Linked DNA regions of Mus musculus: regions 1 and 2 are each linked to region 3. Evidence: chromatin loops called from intact Hi-C (ENCODE). Cell type or tissue: gastrocnemius. All regions are shown on one strand.

What was found. Peaks named below come from ENCODE experiments on the same cell type or tissue, not always from the same donor. Only the 100,000 strongest peaks of a DNase experiment are listed, where the experiment ranks them.
Region 1: it touches region 3 in a loop (4-fold over the local background); 16 of 42 quality-filtered maps call a loop at or near these places.
Region 2: it touches region 3 in a loop (3-fold over the local background); 9 of 42 quality-filtered maps call a loop at or near these places.

What each region holds. Positions count from the first base shown.
Region 1 is chr16:29,029,274-29,037,273 of GRCm38, forward strand. No RefSeq gene overlaps it. Among named protein-coding and RNA genes, the nearest start is that of Mb21d2, 100 kb to the left of the region's middle. In gastrocnemius, a CTCF peak has its summit at 4,300 (motif pointing left); DNase peaks (open chromatin) are centred at 5,054 and 5,381.
Region 2 is chr16:29,431,861-29,439,860 of GRCm38, forward strand. Atp13a4 (ATPase type 13A4) reads right to left here. Exons shown (of 30, transcript NM_001164612.1): 18 at 2,112-2,236. Among named protein-coding and RNA genes, the nearest start is that of Atp13a5, 57 kb to the left of the region's middle. In gastrocnemius, a CTCF peak has its summit at 3,048 (motif pointing right); DNase peaks (open chromatin) are centred at 3,011 and 4,095.
Region 3 is chr16:28,836,567-28,844,566 of GRCm38, forward strand. All of the region lies in intron 1 of Mb21d2 (Mab-21 domain containing 2), which reads right to left. Among named protein-coding and RNA genes, the nearest start is that of Mb21d2, 89 kb to the right of the region's middle. In gastrocnemius, CTCF peaks have their summits at 1,654 (motif pointing right) and 3,672 (motif pointing right); DNase peaks (open chromatin) are centred at 1,651, 3,288, 3,684, 4,164 and 2 more places; H3K27ac peaks cover 252 bases.

The sequences.
Region 1 (8,000 bases), 190 kb after region 3:
CTTAACAGAGTGAACTGGACTGCCACTGCTGATTCGTGTTGGTGTTTTGCTAGAGGGCTGGACGCTGACAGTGACTGCTGGATCTGGGTTCAGTCAGAGAAGATGTACCTAACCCTCACGAAACTGGAGGCCCCAGGGAGTGGAGAGGCCTAGTGAGGTGGGGTATGTGTGTGTGTGTGTTGGGGAGGGGGGGGAGTAGGGACATCCTCATGGAGATGAGGGGCGGAGGAGGTATGGGATGTGGAACAATTAGAGGGTGGACTGGGAGGGGGATAAAATCTGGAGTGCAAAAAACCGAAAAGATTAAATATAATTAAAAATGCATATATGTTGCAGGAAATATTTAAAAATGAACCCGCCAACTCTCTGTGCTCCTGCTTCTCTCAACCTGCCAACTCTCTGGCCCCTCTGGGCCACATTCCTGCTCTAGTACTGGCGGGCCACAACACTATGTCCCAGTGGGGTCCTGCCGGCTCTGCCCCACATTCCAATAACCAAATAGATCTGCCATCCTTGTGGTTTGATAACACAATACCAGTAACCTGGTAAAAACAAGACTCTATGCTTATAGTTATCCAATCAGATTCATGTATCAATAAAATCACAATTTACAAGATGCCAATACAATAATCTCAGAGCTAATGGTAACGATAAAAGCTTTATCCCGATTATTCTAACCTCATGAAATAATTACGTCGGCCTACATTCTCCTCCCTCCCTCTCTCCCAAGATGCCTCTATTTCTGCAACTCTTAGTTCTGCCTCCCTTTTCCCTGTCCAATCACAGGCCTCCTTCTGTCCAAATGTGATTGCACAAGGAAAATCCTGCAAAACACACACACACACACACACACACACACACACACACACACACACACAGGTAGAGAGAGGGCGTTAGAGATCAGAAAGGTATTTGTGATACAAATAAGTAAATGATGATTTGGCGGTATGGTGTGGTGGTTTGAACAGGAATAGGGCTGATAGATTCATGTGTTTGAATGTTTGGCCATAGGGAGTGGCACTATTAGGAGGCATGGCCTTGTTGGAGGAGGTGTGTCACTCTGTAGGTGGGCTCTGAGGTCTCCTATGTCCAGGCTCTGTCCAGTGCAGAAGAGAGTCTCCTCTTGGCTACCTTTGGATCAATGTGTAGAACTCTTTGCTCCTCCAGCACCATGCTTCCTGCCATGATGATGATGGTCTGAACCTCTGAAACTGTAAGGCAGCCCCAATGAAATGCTGTCCTGTATAAGAGTTGCCATGGTCATGGTGTCTCTTCACAGCAATAAATTCCTAAGACAGGGAGAAAGCTTGTCATGAACTTGCATTGATATTCCACATCACATTTTTTACTCTTATTGACATTGCGAAGATAAAGCATACTCCACTGAGCATTAAAGTGGACATGAATATTACAGTGATGAGTGCATGAGATAATAATTTAGTCAAGGCTTCCTTATGTTCAGGAGTATAGGGAGAACTGGGGAGAGCTGGAATTATAGTAAGAGTTTGAGAGAACATATGCAAGTGTAAAAATATTTTGTAGTTCAATGATGCAAAAATTATGGCCATACTAGTGTGTGTGCATGGTGTGTGTGTGTGTGTGTGTGTGTGTGTGTGTGTGTGTGTTGGTCTGTCTGCCATGTATGGGTGGGATGGAGGTGAGAGGTAGGGCATGGTGATTCTTGGTCTATGTTGTCAAAATATCTCATTCACACAATATTCTCCAATTTTATCACACTCAGCATGATATGAAAGGTTGATTTTTAGGTGAATTCTATTTTATCTATATGATCAAGTTATACTTAAGTAGGACACAATAGGTTTTACTTGCAAGACGCGTTGCACCTGCTTTCCACATCACTCTGCTGCTGGAGGAGAAGAAGGGGATTTGTGGAATGTGGTCAGAGATGCTTCTCTTCAGCTCAGCAGGCATCCATTTGCTTAGCATCTCACATGGACCCAGGATCCCACGTGGTAAGAGTTGATTGTCCCTGTTGCTAAGGATGGAGCTTTGGTAATAGACACCGATATCCATTTAGTAGTCAGGATCTTTTGCCATGCAAAGCAAACTCCACCCAGATTGGTGCAGAACCTATTTTCTTTGAGGAGTGACAGGCAACTGCCACAGAGGTGCACCAAACATATCTCCAGGCTGCCAGAAAGTTTTATTTCTTGATGCCGATTGTCTTGAGATAAGAAGCTGGGCATTCCCTCTCAAGGAGGCTCCTGAGTAGCTGTCAGGGCTAATCTGGGTGAGAGATGAAAGACTGACCTAGGGTTAAAGGCCCCACATCCACTGCACATCTCCTGAGTTATCTAATCTGTCTGGAGAACAAGCTATCTGCAGAGGAAGCGTTATTTTATAGCTGACCCTTTAACAAAGGGGAAACAGTGACTATTAGGAAAGGCAGTCTGTTGCTGTCCTGAGATAAAGCTGCCTGGGTAAATCCTATCTTTTTAAACTCAGAAAAAAGAAAGACAAATATCTGGAAAGCCTATATAAATCATGTGCAAAAGGTGTTGTTTTGCTCGAGTTCTTGAACACACACGCACACACACAGAGACACACTCAGAGAAGGGGGAAGGAAAAGGGTAGGAGTGGAGAGGGGGAAAGGAAGAGGAATGGGAGAAAATATATCTCAAACCCTACACTTTGGCTAGCTTCTTTCTACTGAAAATCTGCCTGGAAGAAGCACTGTCCCTGTCATATTTGTGTAAATCTGGGTAAGGCTGTCCCTAGACTTCTATATTCTCATCTGTAAAGCAATATATGTAGCCAAAAAAGAGAAAAGGTCCTCTAGAACAAAGGGTAAATCCCTGACATACTATCATTCTTCACTCTTGTACCTATAGCAAATATAATTAATTGCTTATAGCGTTTCCTCCCAACCCTCATGCAGCCTTAGAATTCTACGCAGTAATTGACCAGAATTAGCAGTGTGAGACCTATTTGCTCTGCCTGCAGTTTAGTGATGCCTGTGGACCTTTGTGTCGGGTCTCAGTAGTTAGTGGCTTGGCTCATGTAGTGCCTCTGGCACAGCGTGGCATAATCAGCATCAGCAGGACAGTGCAGCCGCAGTGACACCAAGATATTTGAGGGGAGGAAATCACAGGTTTCAGAGACAACACATGTGGATTCATCAAAACTAAAGGCCACATGCTACCCAGGAGGAAACCTGCAGATAAATGCATTAGATGAGTGGGTTTTACCTTTTAGTTTTCTATAAATGCATTATTGAGCACTTCTGTTGTCAAATAGTGAAGAACTGAGGTTAGACCTCCTTAAACCAGAGTTTAATTTTCTGGTTACATTATAAAAAGGAAGGTAGGACAAGGGTGGGTGGCCATGGCAACGATCGATGACTCCAGAGAAGGACTCCTCTTTAATACAGCTGTTTGCCCCTGTGCTGTGTCAGCTCTTTCATCCATTAATTAATGTGTCAGCTCCTTAACGTGGCTGTGTCCCTGTTGCACATTCCATAGGATCGTCTACAGGCTTTTGCCATACAGGCCTTCCAGTGGTACTGTTCCCATCATGTTACTCTGCTGTCAAACCTTCAGTGTCTCCGTGGTGGGCAAAGATCCATCAGATTGTGATGTTTAGAATGCAATTCCTCAGTAGCTCCAAGCTCTTATAGAGTCCGAGTAAGAAACTAGTGGCTTTCATTCTTGCTTAGAACGTTTTCCAGGACCGAGTGGTGGTGGCACATGCCTTTAAAATCAGAAACGACGTTAGAAGTTGAAATGCATGTGTGCTGGAGAGTGAAGCAGAGGCGGAGGCAGAGGCGGAGGCGAGTGGATCTCTGAGTTCAAGGCCAGCCTGGGCTACAGAGCTAGTTCCAGGGCATCTAGGGCTGTACAGAGAATGGGTTTCTCCCCCCCCCCCTTTTTTAAACCAAACTTTCTTCCCTTTCCTTCTTCCATGTCCTATATTCATTCATCTGCTTCATATTCTTCTTTTGACTCTAATTGCACCTCCAGCTTGCTAGGGACCATCTTGCTCACTCCTAGGCTGTGATCATGTGCACTTTACAGAGGTTCACTGGCAGAGACTGCTGCCTCTGCCTCTGTCATTCTGTGTGACGTTGTCCCAGGGAAGGTTTCCTAGAATTAGAAGCTGAGACCAGCATGTGTGTGAGTTATTCAAGTGCTCCCAGAAGAACACTGGATGGAGTGGAGAGAAACAGGACGAGGGCAAGGAAGAAGGAAGCCAAGGCGTTCTGGGGAGATATCAACTTCAGCCTGATTCCACAGGATATTTGGAAGTATAAAATAACTATTAAATTGCTCCCCCTTGAGGCGGAGTCACCAGGACTTCATAAGGCTTAATCAGTCTGTCACTGGACAAAGACTATCCCCAGAAGGACGTAAACTCTGCATCTGCAGCCATCTCCACAGGGAAACAAAGTTAGTCTGAAAAGAGTTACAGATACACAAACATTTAAAGCAGCGGGGAATGGTTCTCAACCTTCCTAATGTTTAATCCTTTAACACAGTTCTTCATGTTGTCGTGACCTCCCAACCCCAACCATAAAACCATTTGGTTGCAACTTACCACAGTAATTTTGGTACTGTTATGAATTGTAAAGGGGTCACCACCTACAGTGTGAGAGCCACAGATTGAAAGTCAAAAGTCCTGCTAGAGTCAAGGAAGAAATATGATGGAATTGTGAAAGAAATGGGAGAGGATCTTGCCAGATCACATCAGCATCTACTGAAGAAGTTCAGGCTCTATAACCTAAGGGGCTTTGCTTAGTTTTCCATTATCACACCGCATCACAAGTGTCATGCACACAGGAGCCTCACCATGGCATACCTACAGCGAACAGTGTACACAGGCTTCCAAACCTAGGGGCCTATGCCAGCAAGTATTTCTGTAGAGCATTTGTCAGATGCTGTGACTCAAGGTTGGCATCCTCCATCTATCCCTCAGGCTCTGATCTCTAAGAGAGCATCACCTGTTGCCCCACTCCCATCTCACGGTACTTCATTAATAGAGCAGTTGGAGAGCAGAGCAAGCTGGCTTTTCCCCTCCTTCCCAGCCCGCCTAGCTCTAATGGATCAGCACTGCCTGCCATGTGACCACAGGAAAACCACAGTCCTGTTGGCTAGAACGACACAAAGATAATGAGACAATAACCTCCTCTCTCTGAGATGCTTCCCTCGGGAGGGAAGGCACACGGGCAGGGAGACCTGGTGAGGCGGGATTGCAGTGGGCCCGGGAAAGCAGAGCATCGGAGGCAAGTCTGTGGGGGCTGCTGTGGCTCTGGCGGTTTATGCGCGCCACCTTTGTGCGCCTCACTTATGGACTCGGTGGGTGCCACATCTGATTAATTTAAAAAGCGGCACCTTCCCTCCTCTCTCATTATAGAGAACTCCACTGGGCCTTGTCTTGACAGGTTAGGCGCAAAATGACAGATGGGGCTGAAGGAATGGTCCCCTCCCCCCAACCTAGTCAGAGTTCCCTCACTGACCTCTCTCCCAAGCTTGGAGGACAAGTCCTTGTGGCTAGGCTGCTGCACAGGGCACCACCTGCTTGGAACCTTGATAGCAATTAAGAAAATTCTCTGTTGCATCTGCATTTCGACTTTAACATTGACTCTGAATTTGTTATTCCCTGTTTGAAGGTTTTGTAAGAATATGCTGTTTATTCCACTGTAACAAGCTAGTCACATTAAAAACAAAACTATGATTATAGAACTGGATAAAGAACATGGCTCCACTTATGGAGAAAAATGTTTAACTACCCACCAACAGTATATGCATTAAAAATCTGAACGTATTCTAACAATCTGCATGAACTGGTTGCCCCCATCCCCCGCAGGGGGGAGATGAGATCACATGGGAGGAATCTTTATTCTCTGCTCGGTTTGGATGCTTACTCTAAATGAGATGGAAATACAATGGCATTTCCATTAGAAAAAGAATTTATTGTTAAATTGACTTCACAAGAAATTATACCTTTAACCATTGTGCTTAAAACAGCTATTTGTTTCATTTGAGTCTTTCTCCATCTAACCACGATGAGAATTACAGTGTGTATGTAATAATTCTTAGCTTAGAGTTTCACTTAATGCTACTTCATTTGTACTTGCCCGAGAATATAATTGGCATAGTTTTATTAGCGGATGCTTAATTGTACATGGATTCAATGTCTATTTATATAGAACAGCGTTCTTTGGAAATCACATGCTAACTCTTTGCCTGTAGAGTTTACCAGAGCTGAAGACAAGGGGGTGACCAATGGCTGACAAGTTCACCGGCAAGCCTTACACATACTCCACTCCCTTTACTTTATAGGAGACAAGGTCAGAGAAATAATACAGCCTGTTAAAGACACATGGTTCCTACCCGTCCTTGAATGGTGGTGGTTTGAGAACTCTCCTAGAGTGTGTGGCTGCATGTGGGTGTCCGTGCTTGCTTGCTGGCATTGAGCTTCATTTTCACATTTCTATATCAGGTAGAATGAGGCCTGTGCTCGGAGCTATTCTCTGTTCTTCCCAGCTGGAAGTCAGCTCCTTACCACAGAAAACCCATCTGTACTTCCTTTGTAATGTGACTTCTTTTCATTTATATAATCTTCAGCCCTAGATCCTAAGTTCCTTGGGGAAAAGGATCTATGTCTTACTTCATATTCCCTTCCTTCGTCCTTCCCTCCTTCCCTCCTTCCTTCCCTTCCTCCCTTGCTTCTGTTTCTTCCCTTTGGAGACAAGATCTCACTCTGTAGCCTGGGCTTTAAACTCACAGAGCCTCTGCCTCATGAGTGCTAGGGTTAAGCGTGTGCACAACCACACCCAGGTAACACAGCACTTTCTAAAACAGTGGTTCTTCACCTTCATGATGTTGCAACCCTTTGTGGTGACCTACAACCATAAAATTGTTTTTGTTGTTACTTCATAACTGTAATTTTGCTACTGTTATGAATTGTAATGTAAATATGTGTATTTTCTGATGGTTTTAGGTAACTCTTGTGAAAGGATCATTTAACCCCCCCAAAAAAGGACTAAAGACCCACAAGTTGAGAACAGCTGTTCTAAACAGCTTAATAATATTAATAGGTGTTAGGGATAGAGAGATGGCTCAGTGATTAAGAGCACTGACTACTCTTCCAGAGAACCTGGGTTCAATTCCCAGTACCTACATGCATTTCACAGGTATCTGACTCCAAGTCCAGATCTGTTATCTAATTCTGGCTTTTGTAAGCACCACTTACGCACGTGGTTCATGGAAATACACAAGTCAAAACCCTCATAGACATAAAATGAATAAACTTAAAAAATTAAAAGTAAAGTAGTTGTAGAAAAATATATAGCTTTCTCTACTCAAGGGACTCATAAAGTTTTTCATTTTAATTTGTATTAGTATTTTATGTTGTATCTTCATTAAGATATTTCATTAACATAATAATTTTGCATACTTAAGAGGTAGAGTATGATAATTCTCTCTCTCTCTCTCTCTCTCTCTCTATATATATATATATATATATATATATATATAATGTGTAATGATTGAATCAGGCAGTTAGCATTTTTTCTCCTTTATCATTTATTTGTTAGAGACTTTGAGTTCCTCTCTTGTAGCTCTTTTTAAAAGAAGTCCTAAATTGCTGTGAACTGTGCTCACCCTATCCATCCTATCTAGTGCTGTAGAATATGAGCACCTGTACTCTTATGTAATTATATTCTGATACATGTTATACAACCAGTTTGCGTTGGCTTATTCGTCTCCTTCCTATATTAAAGATGGCCACTATCCTATCCTTTACTTCATACATATGGCATGTGTTTGTGTGTGTATGTGTGTGTGTATGTATGTGTGTGTGTGTCTGCACACATATGGCATGTGTTTGTGTGTGTATGTGTGTGTGTATGTATGTGTGTGTGTGTCTGCATGCATATGCATGTATGTGTATGTATGTGCGTGTGTCTGTGTGTGTCTCTCTGTGTACATGTATATGTATGTGTGTGTGAATGTGTGCATGTATGTATGTGTATGTGTGTG
Region 2 (8,000 bases), 600 kb after region 3:
TGCCCCCATGAAGACAAAGAAAGTTGTTATAAGGACTTGTGAGAAGTCAGAAAGCATTGTGCCCTCCGAGAACAAGAAAGAAGAAGTGGAAAATACTCAAAGGGCAGAGCAGAATTTTCAACACAAGGAAAAGAGAGACTAAAGACCGATCTGGAGGATGAATAGCTCTTATCCACACAATGCCCCCTGCCCCCCCAAAAAAAGACTGAAGATAAACTGTGAACATGCATGCACTGGACACTCATTTTGTTTGCTTGTTTTTGTTTTGTTTTGTTTTTTCGAGGCAGGGTTTCTCTGTGTAGCCCTGGCTGTCCTGGAACTCACTCTGTAGACCAGGCTGGCCTTGAACTCAGAAATCTGCCTGCCTCTGCCTCCCAAGTGCTGGGATTAAAGGCGTGCGCCACCACTGCCCGGCTTGCACAGGGTACTCTTACATCAACTTGGTACAAGCTAAAGCCCTGTGAGTCAAGGGAGCCTCAACTAAGAAAATGCCTCTGTGAGATCAGTGAGGCTGTAAGTAAGCCCATGGGGTGTTTTATTATTAGTGACCGATGGGGAAGGGCTCAATGGTCCTGTATTCTATAGGAAAGCAGGCTTAGCAAACCATTGGGAGCAGGCCAGTAAATGGCACATCTTCACGGCTGCTGCGTCAGCTCCTGCCTCCAGGTTCCTGTCCCGTATGATTCCCTGTCCTGACTTCCTTCGGTGATGAACCTTGGTATGGAAGTGTAAAACAAATAAACACTTTCCTCCCCAACTGAATAGCAGCATTAAACCCTAAGACAACATGGAATGTAAGTGCTAATGCTGTTCGCAATATTGAGGGCTACCCAACTATCCCAGGAAGACCTAGAAGTCAGACTGGATAGTAGAAAAGAAGAAAGCAAAGTATACACAGTGCTGTGGATTGTGGGATCGAGAACCTTGGAGTGGATAAGTATGGAGGAAAACAGAAGGACTCCAGAGTCCCCAGCTCTCGCCTTCTGCTCAGGAGGTGCACAAGGAGAGCTTTGGAAAGGATGTGTGTCAATCACACCAGCAATGGAGCTTAAAGCACAGTAGGAGAAAGCAAGCCACTTGAAGTACAAATTAAGAAATAAGTTATCTTTCTCATTGAAAAGCCCAAGCAAGTTTATGAAGTTATGTCATATATTTCCCTGGAGGGCTCCTTCCCCACCAACAGCTTGTTTATGAGATCTGAGTCTTCGCATTAGAGTCAAGATGACAACATGTTCCTTTTGTTCGGAACTAAAGATTCTGTTAACTGATGGGCTGTCAGCGTAGTTTATAGACCACACTGATGAAGATACTTCTCCTTCTAATACTTGACAATAAAAATCATCATCTGTGCATGGTTCATACCTTCGTGTTATTCAGCTCTTATTTCAAATGCCAGCAAACAGAGAGGCTTCTCCTAAGTGCCTTGTAGAGAGTAGATGGTCAGACACACTTGACCAGGCTGCTCTATCTGGGATTTGGGGGATCGGGGGAGAAGGGACTTGTTTTTGCTATGTGTTTTTTATTGTTTGTTTTGATTTTTTATCATTTCATTTTGTTTTATGTATGTGAGGTTTTACCTGTGTGTATGTTATCTGCATGCCAAGTGCCTACGGAGGCCAGGAAGAACTCCCAAGAAGCTGGAGTTACTCACGGCTCTGAGCTTCTGAAGATTGTCTTCCACAGATAGCTTCAGTGCTGAGCCATCTTTCCAGACTCTTGGTGTTTGTTGTTATTGAGTTGTTTGGTTTTGTTTTCTTTTTTCTTTTTTTTTTCCTTAGACAGGGTCCCATTCTGCAATTCAATCTGCCCCCAAACTCACTATGTCCTCATGGCTAGCCTCAAACTGGTAGGAATTCTCCTGCTTCAGACTCAGGATGATGGCATGTGCCCCAATTTGTATGTCTCAAAACATGTGTTGCACTATTTGACTAACTGGTTGTCTCTTGCCTCACGGGATAGATGCTTGATGAATAGCTTGCCCTTCTGTTGCCAACAGCCTAGAGTGAAGCCTTGACATTGGTACAATATGTGTGAAGTGATCCCACCGTGTGTATCTCCAAGGTCCCCCCCCCACCCCACCCCCGTTTCCATGATATACTATGCAGCTATACCTGTGATCATGACAGTCCGTATCCGGGCAGAGATGAGCTCTTCTAACACAGGCTTGGTCTCTTCCTTCAATCGATTCTCCAGGATCAGCAATCCCAGAAATACCAGGTCTGATTCCACCTTCTCCCTGATTGAACAGAAAAGCATGTGAGAGGGTTTTTTTGTTTGTTTGTTTTTTGGGTTTTTTTGTTTTTTGTTTTTTTAGTAATGATAGTCAAAGACAGAGTTGCCCCACCCCCACCTCCCACTCCAACACTGCTTCCCAGCCACAAACAGCCCTGACAGGGAACAGGTGGAGTTGGGGGGCTGCAGTAGTTAGCCCAACTGAACCCAGAGGAAGTACTTGTAGGACTGAAGTTTGGCTTTGGCCTTTGCAGAATTAGCTCATGACTGCTCGGGCCTCTGTGAGGGCTCAACTGACTTCCATTCCCTCATCTATTGACCACAGAGGGGAGAGAAAGTCGTGTCCATTAAGTGAGAAACAAGAAAAATAAAACAAAATCCCAGTTTCTCCAGAAACTAAGGCTATGCAGATATCGTTTTAACCCCATAAGGTATGGTATAAATAAATAAAAGAATCCTTTACTAAGGCCAAACTGAACCCTCCCTTCTTTCTCATCTGGAAGCTCTGTTCTTCTGCATAGAATACTCCAGCACTTCATGGAGGGTCCCATGAGACCATAAGCAAGAATATCCTACAGGACCAAGGATGGAGAAGGCATTGGAGATTAGAGAGTTGAACATTCCTACAGTTCCATTAATTAGATGCAGATACAGAAACAAGATCCCAGAACCACCTAATTCATGCTGAAATGCAGATTAAAACAGCACCCGCTGGAGCCCTCCAAGCCCTCCCGCTGAGCACGTACACTGTGCCTGCCAGGGGCACAGCATTGGTGGAGGTGCTCCTAGGACGTTATGACTCCCTCCACTAGGTGGCAGGAAGTGGAGAGTTTCAGCTCCTCATCTCAGAGCAAACCTGGGAGAATGGCTTCATCTCTCACTAACTCCAGTATAGTATTTAAGTTCCCTGATGCAGCAGCCTCTCTCCTTGGCTACAGATGAGCCACTCACCGTGGATATGCTCTACACTTAATCACATCCAGACTTTTGCTCCAGACTGGTGGAGATTTTCTTATTTTGAAGCAAACATTAGTTTTCATGATCTGCCTCCGAAATCCTGCCTATGGCCTGAGTCCCACCTCATGCTGCCTGCCTCTAAGGCTTCTCCAAAGGGTAACAACTGCTCTCTCCACACCTTACTTCTACCCTGGTTAGTTGGTTCTTTATTTATTTATTCATACCTTTCAGTATTGGCTTATTGATCAGCCTCTATTCCCTGGGAGGGAGCCCAGGTGAGTCAAGATTCTGCTCATTAATGCCCACCGATGCCCACATGCAGGAAGCTCTCAGCAAGCACCACCCACTCAACACACTTGATGCTTGCGTTCCATCACGTTTGGCCATGACGTGAAGAAAATGTCATTTGCTCATTCTGGTTTCTCACTAGAACTAGACAGTCAGTGTGCTAGACTCATCGGTGTCTATTGAGCAGGTACTGGGTGAGGAAAAGAAGAAGAAACTCTATAGAGGCTGCAGGAGCTCCAACTCCAAGACTTCACATTTAAAGAGGAGGAAAAGATTAGACATGATCACCTTCTTTATACGCAAAGCTGGGAATTGTACAACGGCAGACACAAAACCCAGAGGTCTGTGGAGTCGAAAGACGGGCAGGCATTTTTTGGATTAGAGTTATTAGAGTCTTTCTGAAGGAGATATTGAACCTCCCTTCAAGAATAACTTAACTGATGCCTGATAAGAGTTTTATAGTCTTTCTGTGGCCTCGTGCTAGATATTTTAAGAGATTATATGACATGAGCCAGTAATAAATTACATTAGGCCAAGAAAATGGCTGAAAGTTCAAACACCCAGGGACATCTTAGAACACCCATTTCTAGCTCCTCTGGCTTGTCGCCAGCATAGACCTCAGTGACTGATATGATCAGGACGCCACGGTTCCAGTCTCAGCACACTGCTGCCTGCTGCATGACCTGGAGTAAACCCATCTCCCTGTGAGCTGTCCCACTACGTCTTTGGCTCTCAACGTTTTTATCTCCCAAGTCCCTTCACTCTTCCTTTCAAGCATATTAACTCTGAGCCAAGAAGTGGAAAGGAATGGTCCCATGAAGGGTCTGGGACCCTGCAGTGTGGAGTACTATGCTGTTTCCCTGTTTCTTGACCTCACATTGTACCTCCTGTAGCATCTACACTAATAAAAACTAGTGAGTGCAGTGCAGACGGTGGTCAGTCCTGAGTTAACCTCTTTCTTTCTTAAAATTTGCATAACCTTTAAAGAAATACATATAAAGCAGAGTAAAAACCTTCAATAAGCCCCACCCAGGGGTCCATCCCATAATCAGCCACCAAATGCAGACACTATTGCATCTGCCAGAAAAATTTGGCTGAAAGGACCCTGATATAGCTGTCTCTTGTGAGGCTATGTCAGTGCCTGGCAAGTACAGAAGTGGATGCTCACAGTCATCTATAGGATGGAACACAGGACCCCCAATGGAGGAGCTAGAGAAAGTAACCAAGGAGCTGAAGGGGTCTTCAACCCTATAGGTGGAACAAAAATATGAACTAACCAGTACCCCCAGAGCTGGTGTCTCTAGCTGCATATGTAGAAGATGGCCTAGTCGGCCATCATTGGAAAGAGAGGTCCCTTGGTCTTGCAAACTTTATATGCCCAGTACAGGGGAACGCCAGGGCCAAGAAGTGGGAGTGGGTGGGTAGGGGAGCAGGGCAAGGGGAGGGTATTGGGACTTTCCGGATAGCATTTGAAATGTAAATGAAGAAAATTTCTAATAAAAAATTTTAAAAACCTTCAATAAGACTTCTATATTGATACTAGAAGTACTGTCAGTAAATACACTCAGACAGAGACATAGAGACATGTGTAAGCACAGAGAGAGAGAGAGAGAGAGAGAGAGAGAGAGAGAGAGAGAGAGAGAGAGAGAGAATGTTCTGTCTTAGTATCAGTATCAACACCATGCCCACCTGGCCTCAAATATCTCTAGTTCAAATTGTGACATCTATTCTCAAGGTCCACTTCCAATTCTGACTTCAGTGGCCTGACCTGAGCTGATCAGATCTCAAAATTCAGAGCCAAAATAGCCAAAAGATAGAGTAATTAGTTTAGCTATGAGTCCCCATGGTGGTGATGTGGTGTGGAATGGGAGAGCCAAATACAGAACAGACGACAAGATCCTATTTGTCAGTTTGTGTTCAGGCCTTACTAGATTTTGCAAGTTTAGAATTTAGATGTCAATGCCTTTAACAAAGGCAAGCACTCTCCTGCAGACCACAGCTCTCACCATTCCCAAGTGTACAGCTTCCTCCACAGGGAAGGACTTGTTACATCTACTATTCCCAAACCAGGAATTTACAGCTTGTAAATGCACACACATCGCACTGGGTAACAAGCAGAAAGCAGGGCTGTAAGCAGCATCAGCACCAAGCCCAATTTTGCGTAACCCTTCCCTGACCCAAAGTATCTCTACTTCAGATTGTGACATCTATTCTCATGGTCCACTTCCCAAACTGACCTCAGTGACCTAGAACTGAATTCACCAGATCATAATATTCAGAGCTGAAATAGCCAAACTTCAGGAGGTCTCACTAAGTTGGCTAATCAGGGACTGGTCCAATACTCTGCCTGCAAATGTGACACTTGGTGACTATCCACACACCACTCTCCCTCTGGGCCTCATTTGTCCCTAACCCAATCTCAGAGGATTGGTCACATCAGTCCTTCTCAGCAGGGACAGAATTTTATTGATATTTTAGGGGGCAAAAATCTTTGCAAGTGTGCAGGATTGTCTGCAATGACAAGTGCACAAAGTATCATCACTCACCCCTCACACGCTTTGAATATTTCACTGGATACTTATGGACTTTGTAAGTCACCAGCACTTGTGCTGTTTAGATGACATCATTGTTCTGCTGTTAGTGTATAGGCTAGCACTCGATAGATAATATTGTTTCCTTGAACAATAATAAAAAATGTTGCCAGTATAGTTCCCCTAGCAATGCTTCTCATATAAACACCAATTATTTTTGCAGCTCCTCAATTTTGCAGGGATACTGCAAGTATGCAAATTGAGAGGAAGTTGTACTATTTCCTTTTGAAGTTTTCCCAGGAGCTGTTAATGATGTCGCCGAGCTGTCTTCCTTGCAGTAAGACTGTGTGAGGCATTGAGGCCGGCTGCATTACATAGCACACATTGCATAGCAGGAAGCCACTGTGGCCTCATGGTGTCTACTCTCAGGTTTGAGCAACTGTTCAGTGTGTGTGAGTGTGTGTGTGTGTGTGTGTGTGTGTGTATGCGTGTGTGTATGTGTGTGTGTGTATGTGTGTACGTGTGAGTGTGGTGTGTGTGTATGTGGGTGTGTATGTGGGTGTGTATATGGGGTGCATGTGTATGTGTATGTATGTATGTATGTATGTATGTATGTATGTATGTATGTGTGAGTGTGTATGTGTGTGTGTGATGGTGTGTGTATGAGTGTGTATGTGTGTGTGAATGGGGTGTGTATGTGAGAGGGTATGTATGGGTATGTGTATGTATCTGTGTGTCAGAGTATCTGTGTATGAGTATGTGGGGGGTATATATAGGAGGGTGTGTATGGGGGTGTGTGTATGTATGTATATATGAGTATGTATGTGTGAGGGTGTGTGTGTATGGGGTATGTGTATATTTGTGTGACTGTGTTTTTCTATGGGGTATGTGTGTATGTGAGGGTGTGTGTGTGTGTGTGTGTGTGTGTGTGTGTATGGGGTATGTGTATATTTGTGTGACTATGTTTTTCTATGGGGTATGTGTGTATGTGGGGGGTGTGTGTGCATATAGAGGACTGTCCTAGAGCTTTCCACCTAGGCTAGGCTAGCCGGCCAGTCAGCCCAGGGATCTGCCCTCTGTGCCTCTCCAACAGTGTGATCACAAGCACAGGCTACCAAACTTCACATTTCTAATGATTTCTGAGGCTGAACTCTGGTCCTTGTATTTGCAAGGCAAGTTCTTTCCCAGCTGGATCATCTCTCAAGCCCCCAACCTGTTCCCTTTGTTTCACTGGCGTCAGCTAAAATTTTATTAACCTACTATTTTTATAATAAACTGTTTCCTTCTTCCTTTTAACTCCTGTAAAGGGGGAATTTTTGCAGATAATATGTGCAGATAACAGCACATATAAATTCTAAGATGCTAAGGGAAGAGGTGAAAATATAGTCACAACTAAAGACTGCTGCATTGGATGAATATGAAAATGAGTGTGTGGGACTCTAAAAAAATGAAATGAGGCTTGATGAACCCTACAAAAGCATAAATAGTAGTGACTGACAAAACAAAACAAAACAAAACAAAACAAAAACCTAGAAATATCATTTAAGGCAAAATTAACAGGATGCCCCCAAATGGCAGAAAAGCAACCACAACCACAACAATGACAGTGGAACTGTCATTGCTGCAACGCACAACTGCGAACCCTTATTTTAATTTACACACATCCAAACTTTGTCCAGTGTGACCCCTTAGAAGGTTCCCCTGTTTCTCTGTAAACATTACTTAGATTTCATAAGCACAATTGACGTTTGTTGTTTCATTAGCTATGTATTTCTTATTAAGAAGCTTTTGTTTCTAAGCAAACGTGAAATCTTATTATTTCTAACCAATGTATGTGGCAAGGCCAGGGCCCCAATTTCAAGCTCTAAAACATTGGTTATTTCCACATAACTGGTTTCACTAAACCCTAAGGTCAGCTTACGTTTTGCATGCTGTACAGCTTATTCTCATATATTCTGACAGTGTTTTGACATAAGCTTTGTGATTTGGGCC
Region 3 (8,000 bases):
GTCCTCTAAAGAAATTTAAAACTACCATTGGCTAAAGAACTTGTCTTAATGTCAGTTTACTGTGGGCATCTCTGAAACTATGCAACGGTGGAAAATGTTGTGAGAATCATACTTGCCAATTATCACTCACTATCTCATTTGTATGCTACAATATGTTAAAGTGTAACCAAATGCCATGTAATATCACCCACAGACACTTCAAGACATATAATGGATAATGGCCCCATGCAATACCATATACAGTGTTCTAGATCTAAACAACAACAAAAAGCTATTGTCTTTTATTATAGACTTGATTTTACTTCTTCCTGATGTGTGAAGATAGGACACAGTACTGAGTGTGTGTGAGCTTGGGAGAGGGGCGCTCTTGATGGCCTACTGCGTCCCCAGTCTGCTCCGCAGTTCATCTAGAGCTAGGACAGGCAATTCCGGCAGCAGGACAGCTTCCTACCTCCAAGAGCCACCCACTGCTCCATCCACAACCACAAAGTTCAGAAGGGAGCCCCGAGCATAGTCCTTACCCACATGGGAGAGAAAGCAGAATCTAGGCAAAGGCCGCAGCTGTGAAGCCAGGATGGGTTCCCGTAGCTGCCCAGAGAGTCAGCCCTCCTCAGCTTACACTGACCTCTGCCCACTTTGCTCCCTCCTCTGACTGAAGGGCTCAGCTGCTCCCTGCCACGTTCTTAGCGATGAACTTACCCAGCTCGGAGGCCCAATTGACCATGGCAAGAGTCATACAGGTCAGCACTATAATGGCCTACTTGTGATATCCGGTTCTATGTATAATGTGTCCCCGCTGTATGCCTTATAAAACAAGATCTATGCACAACTGCCCCAAAGGTCACTGGGCTCTCACATCAGCAAGGGTGTTTACAATCTGCATCTTGTCTGATCAGTCACTGCCTTGTTGCTTACCTAATTCTGCTGGCCAGTCCACAGATACTTTTGCCTTTCCTGAATCTCTTTTCAGAGCCATGATGAGTCCGTGTCCTACTTAGGTGTGCATCTCGTGTCTGCCTTCAGTACAGGCCATTCCTAAATATGAACTGAACAGGAGAAGGTAAGGCTTGCAGTGTGAGTGTGAGTGTGTGTGTGTGTGTGTGTGTGTGTGTGTGTGTGTGTGTGTAAGGAGGTAGCTTCTACTTTGGATCAGACCATCCCTATCCCTCTGAAATGTATAGAACGAATCCCAAATGCACATTCCATCTTTCTGTCCACTAGTTACTAATTATGCAATTACCTGTTGGTCCCCTTGTGTCCAATAACTTGTGTATCACCCAACAATGGAAGTTGGACAGATATAAAGTGAGTAAACAAATAGACCACATATCCTGGGACACGCTCTCTTCACAGAGGATGAGACGGGTGGGTAAGATGCTTAGCACGGCAGTGTCAATCTGATAGTGTCATACTGTCATTTTGAGACTTCCTAAGAAATTGTGTCTAGCCCATATGCCCAAGCAAAGACAGACGAAAAAGCCTGATAATGGAGCAATTATGAAACAGTCTAAAGGCGGGGGTGGGGGGAGGGCGGTACCACGTCTTGTTCTGTGATAAAACTACCACTCTGGGACTGTCCAAAGCATCATTTGCAACCCTGATGGGATGGTTACCGTGCGAGCTAAGGTCAAAATCCCAGTAACTGCCAACAGAGGGCATCCGTGCTCCATCATTCCTAACTCTGTAAAGCAAGGCTCCGAAGTCATCAAATCCTAGCAGCTGTAGGCATTTGGATGCTTAGTAGAGGAAGAGACCTCTGTGAGACACATTAAAACCTCGCCCTCAACCCGTCTACCATCCACCTCGGATCATCTAGATGGCTCCTAATTCGTCACTCTGCCAGAGCAACACCAGAGGAGAAAAGTTCTCTAGTACAAGCAAACACACATCTTTAAGCTAAGGCAGGAGAGAGGGTGGTCAGACAAAGCTCCCAAGGAAAGCAGTCACTGGAAAAGCTACCAGCATTCTTACTGATAATAAAGGACAGAAGTATCTTCAAGACATAATCAGCTACCTGAAATTAACTCTTAATATCACGAACAAAACATACTTTATTACTGCACTTGAAGATGCTGACATCAAAGAAAACTAAACTACAAGAACACAACCTCTATGGAGGTGCACCTGTGCAGGTTCGAGGTGCAGGTGGGTAGTAGCCTGAAGAAAACACTGCAATGTCTCAAATCAGCATCTGCCCCATGACAGCAGAGGCCACCTTGAAGGTCACCCTCTTGCTGCTTACATGGGAAAGCAATATTTGAGGCTAGCTCCTCTGCCCCGGTGCTTCCCAGAGGATGAAGAGCTGTGGTCACTGTTCCAGCTAGACACCAACAATCAACTTGGTGGCTCCTGAGAGAGGAGCCCATACCTGCAGCCCCTTTGACACTCCTGTCATCTGAATCAGCAGCAAGCTGCAGATCCTGGACTCTGGGGAATGAAGTTTAAGCTATGAGCGTGTTCGACTACAAAGAATGAATGAGTCAGATTAGTGGAGCCAAATCCGGCTCCCAGTGTTATTAATACAACTGCTGTGGCACAGATTAGAAAGCCAGAGCCCAAAGCCAGAAGTGCTGGGAACGGAAACCCAGGGTCTCTGATTTTCAACCTAGAGCTCTTTTACTCTACATGGAGCTTTTAAGCTGAGTGTGTGTGTGTACGCGTGCATGCATGCATGCGAGCATGTGTGTTTGTGTGTGTGTGAAAGAGAGAGAGAGAGAGATTGATTGATTTTGATTCTTTTGGGTCTCTATGTCTCACCTCAAAGGACTGAACCAACCTTCAAGGAGATGTGTATTTCAAACTGTCAACACTGAAATTTCTCCCCCAATTTTAAATCCACATTTAACTGCATCCAGCCTGGGTTTACTACCAGGAAATGCTAAAGTCTGAAGAGTAGCTACTTTGAGACTTACCAAAGGCACAACTTTGGCGAGACTCTTGGACACATGAGGAAAAACAGAACTTATTCGTCCCAACTGGAAACACATTCTTATCCCTAACTTCCCAGGTATTCATTTTAAAGACAAAAAAACAAAACAAAACAAAACAAAACATGGTTTTTGCTAAGATTTCTCCGATGGTTATTTGTTCACACTTGTATCTCCTTCATTCACCAGAGAGGGGGCAAATCCATCTTATACGTGGACAGTGCGCTTGCGCTGAGAGTCCTCAGGGAGAGAACTGACTAAACATTCCACCCTGTGGGTGGGCCAAGAAGTATCAAGTGTGTGGACTGGCAGCACAGGAATGGCCTGCGGTGATAGCCTTGAAACCAAAGATGCCACAGTCTGAACTGTCTAGAGCCACACAGGTATACAATTCCAAAGGTATCGGCAGCCGCGGAGCTGAATTTTGACCCAAGGGATTAAACACCGGCAGGAACATTCACACTGCACACCTTTCAAGAGCCTATTCAGATCAGATTCTACAGTTAGGCAGGTAAATGATTACAGATGGACAGAACCCCCAGTGTGGTCTGATTGTGATGCAGAAATCCAACACCCAAGATAGTGACAAGATGACACAGACCCACATTTTGTGATAAAAGTAACAGCTTCGAACTTTGAGATGAAAAACTCAAGTCTTGAAATTTTCAGTCTTGAAGAAAACCAGCTAGGGAGACAAACCCCACTACAGTTCTTGGTGTGAGAGCGTATTTTCCTTACTCTCCACTGGAGGGCGCACTTCCCTAACTTTTCCTTACAGTTGTACAGTCTCCACCGCAAGAGTGGCTTTAAAAAGCCTGGAGGTTTGACATAATTTTTGTATAATTCATACCTGCTTTTACTGATATGCTTTGAAGATGGGTCAGGATACTGTGCTTCACACTGTCTAATCCCTGATACCTGCACACAGTTTGCAGTAACCCTACTTAACAGGATGTCACACGTCACTGATTCACTGATAAAATTCCGTGGTATCCGGATGAAAAGAGACACAGGGAAAATGCCCAAACAGATAACGGAGATAGTGTGATCCGAACGTTATAAATTCAGGATACACACGAGCCTCACAATTTATGGGCTCTGCAACATTTGGAAAAGTTATCTGGATGCTTCGTACGTGCAGGCGCCAGCACAGGCCAGAGTCTGGCCTACCAGGCGTCCTCTTCAGTATATTGAGACGGGGTCTCCGGTAGCCCTTGGACTTAACTGATCAGCTGACTGGTGGGCTCCCAGGACACACTGTCTCCAGGTCTCAGGCTGGAGTTACAGACGTGCGGTCACACCTCCCTTCCTACGTGGGTGCAAGGGATCTGGACTTGGGCCAGTGCATGCAAGGCGCGTTATGGAATGAGCCTTCTCCCTATGCCCTGTGGGGTTTCTGAAACTTCAGTTTCGTCATTTCTTTAAAAAGGGGGTGGGGAGATAGTACATGGCTCCCGTGAGACTTAATGAGAGCTATATAAAGCTCCAAGGGCCATTTCTGGAACTTGGAAAGTGCTGGAAAAACACAGTTTGCTTTATACAACATAAATCTGTTCACAACGTGCCGGGTCAATGAACAACACCGACTTTTAGCATTAGTGGAACATGTGGTGTTTTGTTTTATTTTTTTTAATATATTAATTTATTTTCTATTCAATCCCTTCCCTTCCCTTAGGGGGTTGCATGAGCCCGTCTGGCTTGTGCCAAGTGGTGGTGCTGTCGAACTTGTTAAGATCTGACTTGCTGGGCCTGCCCCTAAACTATCTGCTTTGGCAGGCCTGGATAATTTGCATTTCCAGTAATTTCCCAGGTGGCCGAGGCTGCCAGTCAAGGACCACACACACTCGGAAGCACCAGGGAAGAGCGAGCGCAACCACGGAGTTTAGCATCAACTCTGTGGCTGACAGAGAGCAGAAGAAGAACAAAGCCCTTAGGCCGTAATCCTAACCTCTCAGCCATTCACCATGACAAGGGCACGCTTGGCCAGCCGTTCCCTCCTCGACTCTTTCTGTACAGATGAACAATAACTAGAGATGAGGTCGCATGAGGGTCGAAGAAGGAAGGGGATAAATTAAGACTCAAAAATAATGAGATGACTCCCTGCAAGAAGAAACAATCAGGGCAACGGCTCAAATAGTCCTTCCTTCTCAGCACTGGGGGTAGGAGGGGGCATGAGGGATTCAAGGACATCCTCTTATTTAGGAAGTCAGCCCTATCTCAGAAGGAGGAGGAGGGGGGGAGGGGGAGGAGGGGGAGGATGAGGGGGAGGAAGAAGAAGAAGAAGAAGAGGAGGAGGAGGAGGAGGAGCAGGAGGAGGAGGAGGAGGAGAAGGAGCAGGAGCAGGAGGAGGAGGAGGAGGAGAAGGAGGAGGAGGAGGAGTGGAAAGAGGAGGGTGGGAGGGAAGGAATGAGGGGACAGATGGAGGGAAGAAAAGAGGCCCATGACCTCAATAGACTGATAAAGATCTGAGAGTTCTTAGCTGTGTTCTGCCCGCTAACTCTACTTAGCAAAACTGCTGCACCTGATTTCCTATCTAAAATCATGCCCTGGTCCTTAGACCAGCACTGGAGCAGGGAACGGTACATCTTCTTACCTGGGGCCAAGAACAAGGCGCTTCCATCCTGCTTCAAGAGAGCGCCCAACAGAGGCCTGAGGACCACTAGCCTTCTCTCCCATACGACAGCATGGACCAGTCACGGGCATCAGGCGAGCCCAGCTCCTGACTCCTTCACAAGCTCCTTGAGTACTTAAATCCAGCTGGCTTCACAGCAGTGATGGTTACTGCTGAACACGCCACATCTGTCATCATTAGGCAGGTACCCCAGAGTCGGGCGCCATCAATTCAGTTGTCAAATGTTTGACATCCTGTCTCTTAACTGCCTGGTGCGGGGTCTTCCCTACAGAGCCCATTGTTGTGTGTCCCTGTCACAACCAGCTCAGGCATCACGTCACACCACGGATAACAGCATGGCCTCCTAATTGGCCTCTCCTCCCATCAAAGGGGCTTCCTGAGGACACGTGCAGTCACCTCGGCAGCCTGCACCAAGTTCTCTGGCAGTGCCCCATCCTTGGAGCCAAGACTGCCCACGTTTAGGCCAATCTCCCTTCAATGCTGGTCTTAGATGGCCCCTTATGTTCTCCGTGAGCTTCTGTCCCAGAAAGGATTCCCCAAAATCCTCCACCAATCGAACACTGGTTTGGATATCCAACCTCCCAGTGCGCCCCCACCCCTGCACTCTCGTTTGTAGTTTGTGTTTGGCCCATGTCCTTACCTACAGGAAGGATGCTAACTCTACCCGCCTTAAAAGTGTTTGCCTCCTAGCGGTTCACGGCTGCACGCGGGCACGCCCCTTTCCTCTCTGCACAGTATTCTGCTTAGGGTGGTAGTTTACGAGACTCACACTGTGACTTATACAAAACCATGAATTTCAGCAGGACGGAGACTTCTGCTTCGTGTTCCCTTGTGTTCTTAAGTGTTGGGGGTCACTGTGTTCCACGAACAGCCTGTCTTGATACATGAGCTGGCGTGTATAGGGCTGGTGAGCCGGAGAGTTACAGTAACACACTTCAAATACTGTTCTTTCATATATAGCTTTCTCGAAATGCTAATATTTTGTAAACTAAGTAGTAACAGTAAGCAAAATGCACTCAAGCGTAGCAGAACACAGCACCCCAGAGAGGGCTAAGGTCTCCCTAGCCAGACTGCAAGTGACACTCAAGGAACTGAGTCTCCACTGCACGCTGTGGCTTTACTGACTTTTATCCTTGTCACCAAATTCCAACATCAACTTCTTAATCTTTTTTTCCTACAACCATTAGGGTATGATATTGTGCATGCGTGCCTGTATATGTCTCTATCTGTGTGTGTGTGTGTGTGTGTGTGTGTGTGTGTGTCTATCTGTGTCTGTGTGTCTGTATGTGTATGTCTGTGTACTAAAGACAGGACCATAGTATGCAATTGTGCCTGGGCTGGGAACTCACTGCTTTGACCAGGTTGGCCTTGAACTTACAGAGATTCAACTGTGTCTGCCTCCTGAACCTTCAACCAGTTTTTAAAGGTTGAATATAGGTTTAAAGGCCTCTGTTGGACTGATATTTATTTCTTAGTATGACTAAGTTTTCTGGTCCTAAGTTCTAGCCATTTGGGATGATGACCCTGACCCCATCTTTCTAGCAAATTGCACCTTTCTAGGAAATTGCCCCTGACTACACTCTACACAGCCAGGGACAGAAGGCAGGCCATCTTTTTTCACTGAGTGATTGTAGGGCTCCTCGAGGAAATTCCCTTGCCTGTGTGTCCTGTGGAGTAGTTGGTGGTGGAGACCAAACCTCTCCACTAGAAGCTGTAGCTTCCAGAGACTAGGATCTAGAGATGGACAGACTAACCTAAGTTGAAGGGTCTCAGAGTGGCTTGGGTTGTCCTGGATAGGGCAGTTCCTTTGAAGAGTGCGGGAGCCCCACCCCAGGCTCCCGAAGAAGGCCTGTGAGAGGAGACAAAAGGGGGAAAGCGGGTTGTGGGGGAGCTTCTGTGTACTTCCTATGGCTCAAGCATGTTACAGGCCATCTGACATAGTGAATACCAAAGTCTCATGTTGGACTCCAGCTTTAAGAAACTCAGACTTGGGGCTGGTGAGATGGCTCAGAGGTTAAGAGCACTGACGGCTTTCCCAGAGGTACTGAGTTCAAATCCTAGCAACCACTTGGTGGCTCACAGCCATCTCTAATGGGATCTGATGCCCTCTTCTGGTATGTCTGAAGACAGCTACAGTGTACTCACACCTATAAAATAGATAAATCTTTAAATACAGATTTAAAGAAAGGATTTTAGAAAAGAAAAGGCTTAGTGGTTATGGAGTTTACCTACAGAGTTCTGAATCCAGAACACTGCAGTACATTTTCCAAACAGTGCCCAGAGGCAGGCCTCCCATGGGCCCAGCTGAGTGAGAGCGGATGCTGAAGGTAAAGTTCAAGGAGAGATGCGGAGCACCTGACCCACTCCTCACAGCTTTAGATGGCAGGCATCCTCCTAGGTTTGCGTTAGAAGTCAGATGGCTCCTTCCCTCCCTCCTTCCT